Linked DNA regions of Homo sapiens: region 1 is linked to region 2. A link is a loop called in an ENCODE intact Hi-C map of the cell type or tissue named here. Cell type or tissue: MCF 10A. All regions are shown on one strand. Links, peaks and the distances in the headings refer to the core of each region. The heading gives the core; the rest is flanking DNA. Region 1 has its middle 130 kb from the start of IGSF11-AS1. Region 2 overlaps LOC105374060 (a long non-coding RNA gene).

Region 1 (5,390 bases), core at 270-5,269, 280 kb after region 2:
AAATAAAGGCAAAAAAGAATTACTCACTAAGCTAAAAAACTTTAGGGAAATTGCAAACATAGTATGCCTTGATTTAAGCAAGATATTTAATACCCTCCAATATACCCTTATTGTTTGAATGGTGAGATGGGGACTGTATTAGTCCATTTTGCATTGTTATAAAGACCAAGACCTGAGACCAAGTAGTTTATAAATAAAAGAGGTTTATTTGGCTCATGGCTCTGCAGGCTATGCAAGCACAGCACCAGCATCTGCTTGGCTTCTGGTGAGGCCTCAGAAAACATTTGCTCACGGTGAAAGGTTAACAGGGAGCAGGCATGTCACACAGCAAGAGGGAACAGGAGAGAGAAGGGAAATGCCACACTTTTTAAACAATCAATTCTCACATAAACTAATTAAACGAGAACTCACTTATTACCAAGGGGATGGCACCAAGCCATTCATGAAGGATCCACCTCCATGACCCAGACTCCTCCTACCAGGCCCCACCTCCAATACTGAGGATCACATTTCAACATGAGATTTGGAGGAGACAAACGTCCAAGCTATATCAGAGACTAACGGCATGATTAGGTCTACTCATGTGTGTTTGAAAAATTACCCCAAGGTAGTATTAATTTTGTGTTCAAAGTTAGCTTGAAAGGGACTCTGGAGACTATTGTCCTTGGACTATTTATTTTGCATATTTTGACAAGAATGGATGCTCTCAAGGGAAGTCTTTGCATATGACAACAACATATAGCAATTCACTTAAGCTTCAGCAGAGCTGGCCTTTGAAGGGACACTCTCCAGATGGGTAGGGCAGGCATTCACCTCCATCTTGTTTAGCCTCACCTGTACATTCTCCTTGGGATGACTTTCCGTAATCCCCAAGTCCGCCATCACACCACACCCCAGCTCCCAGGATTACTTTTCTATGATGGCAATAAGACAAAGAACAGCTGGCAATGGGAAACAGACCACTGAGCAATGTAATGGAAGCCTACTACTGCTTTCCTCATAGTGGGAGACCACCAGTGTGGTAAGAGCACACAGACATACACACACACCCACAAATTAGTACCAGGACATTGTGTCCTGTTAAACTTACTACAACCATGCAAAGATCGATATTATTAACCCTACGTTAGAATTAAGGGAACTGATCATCAGAATGGTTAAGTAAATTGCTTAGGGCCACAGGGTCACCAGGCAGCACAACTGGGATTCCTGCCCTGGGTCTCCTAACTCCCAAGCTTCTAGTCTTTCCTCTACCGCACATCTGAACACAGCCGGGGACTGTCTTCACTCCCCACAATGCACCACTCTCTCTTTGTCCTTTCTCTGCCTTCCTCTTCTCTTTCTCTCATTCCCACTTTCTTTCCTTTTTTATTATCTGCTCTTTGAATTATTCCATGCCTCATACCTATTCAGGTTTAGGCAGGTTTTGTGCCACTAGATTTCTTAAGGAGAGGCTATGGGCTGATCCCTGCCTTAGAAAATAATGTTCATGTTCCTCCAAGAGCAAAACTGCTAGGTATCCCAAATACAGTTGGAAATGACCCAAATTTTAGTGTTTGTTCCATTTTCAACTCCATTGGGACAAACAATTGTCCTATATTTAAAACTGGAACTAGGGTGTGGAGGGTGTATATGTGTGTGTGAGTGAGAGAAAGAAAGAGAGAACATGCAAAAACCTCATTTCCTGATTTTATCATGGAAATTGCCAGGTCAATCATATTTTGTTCAATCAGCATTCACAAAGCATGACCTCTCTCACCCAACACACACCTACTATCATATACCAATAACCTCTATCTGTAGCACTGACATCTAGAACCTCAATATTATCATTCACATCTTGCATGTTCATTTTAACCTTTATAACATTCCTATCTGATAGGAGTAAAAAATGTTACCATTCCCATTTTGAGTAATCAATAAATCAGAGAATGCCAGTCATTAAATATATATGCAATTTTATTTCCAAGTCTCTAAATCTGGAGTCTCCTGGCTTCCAGGCCAGCTCTCTCTAACCTCACAATCCTCCTTGACAACACTGCTAGGAGGAAAACTAGGTCCCCTGCCTTCTTATTCGGGTGTTTTTACAGCTGAAATTCACATCCTTAAAAAGGAGGGAAGTTGACATGGAAATAATTTATTCTCCCTTTAAGTAAAACAAGGAAAAAAGGAGTAGGAAAATAAAAAGACAAAACCTCCTACCACTTCAAATGCAGCAAGATGACCAGCTTCATGCCTAACAGGGAAATAGTTATCTACAATTATAGAGAGCTAAGGAATCTAAGAGCAGAGGTCTCAGTGTTCCTCCAGCTCGACCCCAGCTCCACGCACAGAACCTCTGGCATGTGATGACATTAGTGACTACAATCGTCACTAAAATGTTCACTGAGCGCCCTCTAAGTTGCAGGTATTTTTCTTAGGAGTTTTGTATGTTTTCTCTTGTTTACTATCTACCACCCTAAAAAGGAACTATTATCATAGCATTCTACAGATGAGAAAAGACATTATTGCTTACCCTTAATTTTCATAATAGTCCAAAAAGATTGCTGTTACCATGATTGCCATTTTAGAGATGATGAACTGAGGCTCAGAAAGGTCAAGTGGCTTGCCCATGGTCACACGGGTCTTCTGATATGGAGCCTGCAGCTCCTTCACAGTGCATAACTCAGCAGCCCAGAAAATGCCTTCACACCCTCCTCCCATTTGACCATTCGTCACAACACATTTAAGATCAGACCCTGACGGTGACATTCTGCAAATAAGTTCAACATTGGGTGTTGTTGAATCTCAGGGAAGAAAGGCCAGCACTGACCCCTGAGGATATCCACAGTCAATAATTCAAAATGTAGGCATGAATTTGTCACTAAGCCAACTTAATCCTCAAAAAAAAAAAGAAGTTTCATAAGAAGAGAATCTTTAAAAGAGAAACAGAATTGATGGCTTAGGAAAGGTAAAGTTACGGAAACGGGTTGTAAATCCTGATCATAAATTAGGGCTGAAAGGAAGAGGATTTTTGATTCAGTCGCTGAGTAAACTGTCTTATTGGATACACTGGCACCACCTTGTGGTGAGAAGCAGGAACTCACAAAGTACTACCTGTTTGGCACCACGTATAGTAAAACATACCCTTGCTGTGGAGGTAAACAATGTTGGATACAAATCACAAGGCTCCAGAATTTCATCACCAGAGTGATGATGGCTACTTTGACTAAAATAGACTACTTTTGAAAGAGCATGTTTGTTTTATCCCAGAGAGGGCAAAATGCAAAATGAGGCCAGTCCTCTGGTGCATTTCAAGGGTATCTTTATTGATGAATGCGAAAACCTAATATTGAGGTATGAGAATATCTCACATTTGTGTAGCATTTTTCACATACATAATTTTATTTTATTATCAAAACAACACTATGAGTTAGGCAGACAATATATTGATCCCATTTCACAGACAAGGAGAGAGGTTCATTTGTGATAAGCATTAATGTGAAGTTAATTGTGAAGCTTCCAGAGAAAGCTCAGTAGTTACTAAGCCTTCTCAGGAACTGAGAATATTGTAAAGATGAGTATGCTGAAAAGGTAAAAGAGTTAGAATCAAGAGTCAGTCAAACAAATGATCCATTCACTTCTAAATAACTTCTAAGCAGTTGATTTCTCAGCAAAAGTGTGCTAGAGTTCAAAAGTAAATAGAATCGTGGCACCAAATGCCTGATGAAATAGGCAGCCACAATTGTCTGGACCACTGAGCCAGGCCCATGCCATGCCCATGTGTTGATTCATCACTAAGTCCTTCAGGGACAACATGTTTACATAGAAAATACTTTTGCCAAGCTGGCCTCATCACACTGCAGTTGAAATAATTACATCATCCAAATCAGACCACCTCACCCCATCCCCAAACTGTCCAAAATCTGCTTGTAATTTCTTGTGTGAGCTCCTGTCCACAAAACATCGGAGACCTTATTTTCATTCCTCTGTTTGGACTGAGCCAAGGAACCTCATTTAGCAAAGAATAGTTCTATATGCAATCTTCCTGCTAGGCCTGTGGCCTGGTTCATGGTGGAATGACATGCATTTGGCAATTTTTTTTGACTATGCTTTTAGTGAGAGCTGTGTCAGGGATGGGGTGCTCACCTGTCCCATTTGAGAGAGGGCTTACTTGATGTCTTATTTTTGTGTGATATCATGAGACATTTGGAGGCTCGTGTGTTCATTAAGCATTAACTCATTGATCTCAAATGTCAATTCACCAAATCTATGATAAACATACGTACTATAAAAAATTCATACGTTAATCTTTTCTGCATTTCTAATTATTTCTTATTAGATTTTTTTGAAGGAAAAGGTGTAGAGCTTGACAAATTATTCTAAATTTTATTTGGAAAAATGAACAGATAAGAACATATTTTTTAAATACCTTAAAAGAAGAATGGGGAACTTTTTCTTCAGGATATTAGTTATTCCAAATATTTTTCCTGTTTATTATTTGCCTTTTAATTTGCTGGTGAAGTTATTTGACACAGATTACTAGAATCAGAGGATTTAGGATAATTTTTGGCTAAAGATCAATATTCTTTTTTCCTTGCTTTGCCCCAAATTAATTAATAGGTTCTTTTTTAAAGGCAGTGATTGAAAGGCCCAGATACCTATCAGACATATTTTTAACAAAGTTCCTTTATTCTCTACTCAAGATAACATTAAGAAGTCATCAGATATCACTTCTCCTTGAACTGTTGCACAGACCTGAGCCAAAGTGAAGACATATCTGCGCGCACACACACACACACACCCCACATACGCCACATGATAGTTGTTTAGGTGCAACTATATTCAAGTGATATGACCTGGTCCCTTCATCTCTCCCTTGAGAAATCATAGCCCCCATTATACTCCAGATGATTGACAGTTATCACATTCAATCACTTTTTCCTTTTGTCATCTAGATCTCCACGAAGTGGGCTTCCCAATCTCTAAACAAGATTTTACAAAGTAGTCAATATGCAAACATTTTGATGACATAATATAAAGCTAGTGAACATCTTAAGAACTCATTCTCTTTTCCACTGTTATAACTCATATATATGTATACATATACACACAACACATATCACACACACATATATATGTGTGTATATATATATATTTCTAAATAATAAATTAGACCACACTGTTCACAGATGAAGTATATGTTTTCCCATAGCAAAGACTGAGAAACCTATTGGCATATGGTAGCAAGACTACCTGAGGGATCCTGAGAACTCCAGGTCAAACAATATTAAGAACATGAATGAATGGAAGACATCTCAAAGAATATTTTTGATATATTTGTTTCTAGTTTATATGTCAACAAATAAGAAATCAATAATGAATATATGAAAATGCCACAGGAAAATAGA
Region 2 (5,390 bases), core at 114-5,113:
TACCAGTAATATGAAATTATATTCATTATCTTTAATTTTCCCTATGACCTTGAAAATTAGGTACAATTATCATTCTTGTTTAATAGATGAAGTTAAAAAAAATAACTCAGAATGTATAAGAACACACCTGAGGTGACACGACTAATAAGATATAGGGCCAGATATCAAACCCAGGTCCTGGTGATGTCAAAGTCTTTGTTCTTGCCACACAGTGCAAAAAGACTGACAGAGCAGAATGATGCATCCTAATCAGCACATACTGTCACCAAGCTGGTCAGTAAGTGTTCTGGTTTGCTAGACAGTAAAAGGATCCTTTGTAGGAGAAATCTACGGTTAGAAAATCACTCTTTCATAGATAGGGGAGGGATATAAAAGCAGATGAAAGAGCGTCAGAAAAAAAAAATCATAATTAAAAATAATTGATAACTTGTACAATCGCTTTACAAAGTATATTCTTATTTAATTCTTACAATAGCACTAAGAAGTGTGCACTATATTCATTGTAGTTAAAAGTAAACAGTAGGAGGCTTTTAGACTTAGTGACTTATTTAAAGACACAGCTAGGAAATAGTGAGTCTTATTTCCAAGCCAACTTTCTTAACCTGGAGGTTAAAAATCACCTTAAAATGGAAAGGAACAGAGAAACAAAAGAAAGTACCAGGTAATTGCACATGTAACAGGATAAGGTGAACACCAAGTTAAAATTTGCAGTTTTTACTTAAAGAGGAATCATTATTGTTAAAGACTAGTTTCAAAAAAAAGTAGTCTTTAAAACACCTTCTACAGTTCTATAAAGCTAAAGTTGGAATTTTTTTCTTGTTGTGAGACTTAATAATATATAAGTTTCCAGTTATAAGAAGTTACATTGTTTGTCTCTATGCAGAACAGTTTGTTTGGCATGAAATTGAGCAGTACGATTGTGTTTACTAATAATAATTAGAAAACCAGGCTGGGCCTGGTGGCTCATGCCTATAATTCCAGCATTTGGGAAGGCAAATACCCTTAATTATAATGCTCCATTTTTCTTTTTTTAATCTACTTCTTAATTTTCTGTCAAGTTCCAATCCCAGCATTTGTGGGCAAACCACAAGGTCAAGAGATCGAGACCATCCTGGCCAACATGGTGAAAACCAATCTCTACTCAAAATTAGCTGGGCGTGGTGGCGCACGACTGTAGTCCCAGCTACTCTGGAGACTGAGGCAAGAGAATAGCTTGAACCCGGGAGGTGGAGGTTGCAGTGAGCCAAGATCGTGTCACTGCACTCCAGCCTGGCAACAGAGCGAGACTCCGTCTTAAAAAAAAAAAAAAAGAAAACCAATAGTTATGTAATTCACCACAAATGATAATGGAACATGAAAAATGTATATCCATTATTTAGTCTCTAGCTCCAAATCAGACTAATAACAAGAGAAAGATATAAGCCATGATGGATCTCATTCTCTGACCTGCATAGGAATTTGGGGGATTTCAATCCCACCCCTGCCCCATCCCTTTTGAGTTCATGAGTTGCCTAAAGCCTTTGCTCAAAGAAAGCAGCCTCACGGTTTACTAAGAAGTATATTTAGCTAAGATCCTCAGTGCCTACTATGCACCTTGGCCTCTCTTCCCAAATTAAACATCTCTCCATGAAAACCCTAGGAACTTAGGAGTTACCTTCAGACACATGGGCTTTAAAAGAGACAGATAAGATTTGAGTCCATCTCCACCACTTAGTTGTTTATGACATTAGAGAATATAGTAAGAACTTCAGGTCATCCTGAACTTCTTGGTATCCAGTCTCACCTTTTTCTACAAAAATAGAATTTTTAGTTTGGCACACTGCCACCCAAAATACGGACAATGTAGTATTCCTAGCTTTCCTTGCAACTAATTCCTTTATATGTCCTATATGACTAATTCTGCCCAGTTTAAATGAAAATGTCTTATGAGCAATTTCTCATAACTTCCTGAAGAGTAACCTTCCAGGTGTACTCTTTGCCCCTTGTTACTCATCCTTTCCTTAACGCTGTTGCCTAAAACACAGATCCCTCCAGAAACAATGAGGCTAATGGTCACACCCAGTAGATGTCAGAATGGTGAACTGGTAAGAATCTTGGTCTTTGTGGACTTGGAACAGAGCCACACTCTGCCGTCCAAACCCTGGACTAACATCTCTGCATAGTTACATGATACAGAAATAAGATTCCAAATTACTTGTTATTTCAAGGTTTTCTTCTATTGCATTCAAACCTAATCTGAACTAACGTAGTCAAGTTAAATAAAATAATAATAATAGTATGTTCATAGCTCAGAGGTTTATTTTGAGGATTACATGAGAAAATGCATGCAAATACAAACCTGGATAATAAGAATTAAATGTTAATCATTATTGTTAATATTATGATTGTATTTCTTGCCTATTGAAGACAATTTTCTTGTCATGCCTTGCCCAGAAATTATGATTTTTGAGGCATTTCCTCAGACTAAGATATTATTAGAAAAGATGTAAATGTTCTTATTGAATTGCTGCAGTCTTCATAGCCAAGGCTATTTCTTTCTCCATACTAACAGAATTTTGTATAAAGAATAAAAGATCAGGGTTAGACTGCCCAGAAATTAGACTACCAGGTTTTTCTTTCTAACTCATCTTTTCCGGTATCTATTATCAGTCATAAGTGCTCTTGTCAATTAGAATATTATTGTATGATATTGTTCAGTTTTCAAGAATGCAGTCTGTTTTAAATTACGCTTAAATACATTATACTTTAGGATTGTCACTTCCTGGCACCTTAAAGTTGTTAGCAAATTATCTCCAAATGAAAACATAAAATGGATTATTTCTGGGAAGGGTTCTGAATAAGTGTATGTTGATTCTCTCACCTTTGTTACTAAATAATTTAGAATATAAGTTTCCTCCCTACTCATCACAGAGGTATAATGTTAAGTGCAAAACGAGTAGTGCTGAATCACGGGAGAGAGAAATTGCTGAGAACTGCACAAGCCAAGGAAATTGTCACCAAAGGGACAGAACTTGATAGAAGAGTAAGATTTAGATTAAAAAAAGAAAAACGGAGCATTATAGTTAAGGGTACTAGTATGTACAGAGGGACAGAGACAGAGAGTAAGCCAACCTCGCTGAAGCAGCGTTTATATAGAAAGGCAGTCTCGGGTGTCAAAAAGGTACACTGAGATTGGAATGTGAGAGGCCTAGAATGCTAAGTGAAGAAATTTGGACTTTAGAGTCAATAGACAGCAATGACGGGTATTGAGCAAAAATGTGAATGAGCAAAATAATGGACTAACTTGTGGCAGTGAACTGGATTAATTTGAAGTGAAAAAGATAAAGAGAATGACTTAGGAGACTTTTTAAAAAACAGCTTTATTCAATATAATTCACAGAACATAAAATTCACCAACTTAAAGTCTACAATTTGATGATTGTTAGTATATTCAGATATTGCGCAACCATCATCACAACCTAAATTTAGAATATTTTTGTTTCTCCCTAAAAGAAATCTTGTACTCATTAGCAGCCAATCTCATTTTTCCCTACCTCATCAGCCCTTGCAACCAATAATCAAGAGACTTAATGTCTCTATAAATTTGCATATTCTGGACATTTCATATAAATGGAATCACATGACATATAGTCTTTTATGACTGGCTTCTTTCACTTAGCATAATGTTTCTGAGAGTCATCTATGTTGTAGCATGTATCAATATTTTATTTTTTTTCTTTGCTAATAATAACCCATAACATGCATATACCACAATTTATTTATCTATTCATCAGTTGATTGACATTTTAAGTTGATTCCACTTTTAGACAACTATAAATAATGCTGCCATGAACATTTTTGCACAAGTTTTCATATGGACATATGTTTTTATTTCTTTTGAGTATATACATAGGATATTGCTTGGTCATATGATAGCTTTCTTTAGCATTTTGAGGAATGGTGAAACTGTGTTCCAAAGTAGCTACACCATATTGCATTTCTACCAGCAAAGTATGAGGGTTTTAATTTCTCCACATCCTTGAAAACACTTGCAATTGTCTGCTTTTCTGAATATAGCCATCTTCGCAGGTAGGTGTGAAGTGGTATCTCATTGCATTTCCCTAATGACTAATAATGTTGAGTATCCATTCATGTGCTTATTGTCCCTCTGTACATCTTCCTTGGAGAAATGTCTATTCAGATCCTTGTGTTGTCTTTTTATTACTGAATTGTAAGAGTTATTTACAACTTAGTTATGTATTCTAGATGTAAGTCCCTTATCAGGTATCTGATTTGCAAATATTTACTCTCATTCTGTGGATTGTATTTTTACTTTCTTGAGGTGAAAAGTAAAATTTTAACTATTTTTTCTTCTGTTTCTTTTGCTTTTACTGTCTGTCTCAAGCATCTATGCTTACCTTTCTTCTAGGAGTTTTATAATTTTAGCTCTTACATTTCGGTCTACAATCCTTTTAGAGTTAACTTTGTTACATACGTGGTGTAAGGTAGGGATACAACTTTCTGCTTTTGCATGTGGATATCCAGTTGCCCTATCACCATTTGTTAAAATAGTAGACTTGCACATACAATCTAAGTGTGTAATAATAAGGTCCTGACAATAGTAATGGGAACCACTAGGAAAACCTTATAAAGAATAAAGATTAGTGGTCAGGCAATGGGGAGGCAGGAGATGGGTATGACTAGGTAACCAGTTGAGTAGTGTTACCGCCAATATGAATAGGAAAGTCAGGGGAGGAAGAAGTTTTTAGAATAAGATGAGCTCTATTTCGGACATGTGAGTTCACATTGCCCAAGTGAAAACGTATAAAACATCTGAGAAGATGCCAAATGGTGATGTAATGCTGAGAGTATCCTTCATGGAGATGCTAACTAAGTACTTTTCCATAGGAAAAATTTAGAGATTAAACTGAAGGGGGCCAGCCCCTTCACACCTGTGGGTGTTTCTCGTCAGGTGGGATGAGAGACTGAGAAAAGAAATAAGACACAGAGACAAAGTACAGACAAAGAACAATGGGCCCAGGGGACCGGCGCTCAGCATACTGAGGACCTGTGCCGGCGCTGGTCTCTGAGTTCCCTCCGTATTTATTGATCACTATCTCTACCATCTCGGGGAGGGGAATGTGGCAGGACTATAGGGCAATGGTGGGGAGAGGGTCAGCAGGAAAACATGTGAGCAAAGATCTCTGTGTCATAAATAAGTTTAAGGAAAGGTGCTGTGCCTTGATGTGCACCTAGGCCAGATTTATGTTTGACTTTACACAAACATCTCGGTGCATTAAAGAGCAGTATTGCCGCCAGCATGTCTCACCTCCAGCCATAAGGCGGTTTTCTCCTATCTCAGTAAATAGAACATATGATCGGGTTTTACACCTAGACATTCCATTCCCAGG

The links. Peaks named below come from ENCODE experiments on the same cell type or tissue, not always from the same donor. Only the 100,000 strongest peaks of a DNase experiment are listed, where the experiment ranks them.
Region 1: it touches region 2 in a loop (2.7-fold over the local background); 1 of 110 quality-filtered maps calls a loop at or near these places.

Annotation. Positions count from the first base shown.
Region 1 is chr3:118,814,816-118,820,205 of GRCh38, forward strand. No RefSeq gene overlaps it. Among named protein-coding and RNA genes, the nearest start is that of IGSF11-AS1, 130 kb to the right of the region's middle. In MCF 10A, for the core only: a CTCF peak has its summit at 3,089 (motif pointing left); a DNase peak (open chromatin) is centred at 3,056.
Region 2 is chr3:118,534,943-118,540,332 of GRCh38, forward strand. The region is part of intron 3 of LOC105374060 (a long non-coding RNA gene); the gene reads right to left. Among named protein-coding and RNA genes, the nearest start is that of IGSF11-AS1, 410 kb to the right of the region's middle. RefSeq lists a silencer at 5,137-5,337. In MCF 10A, for the core only: no CTCF peak of the experiment used is centred there; a DNase peak (open chromatin) is centred at 2,019.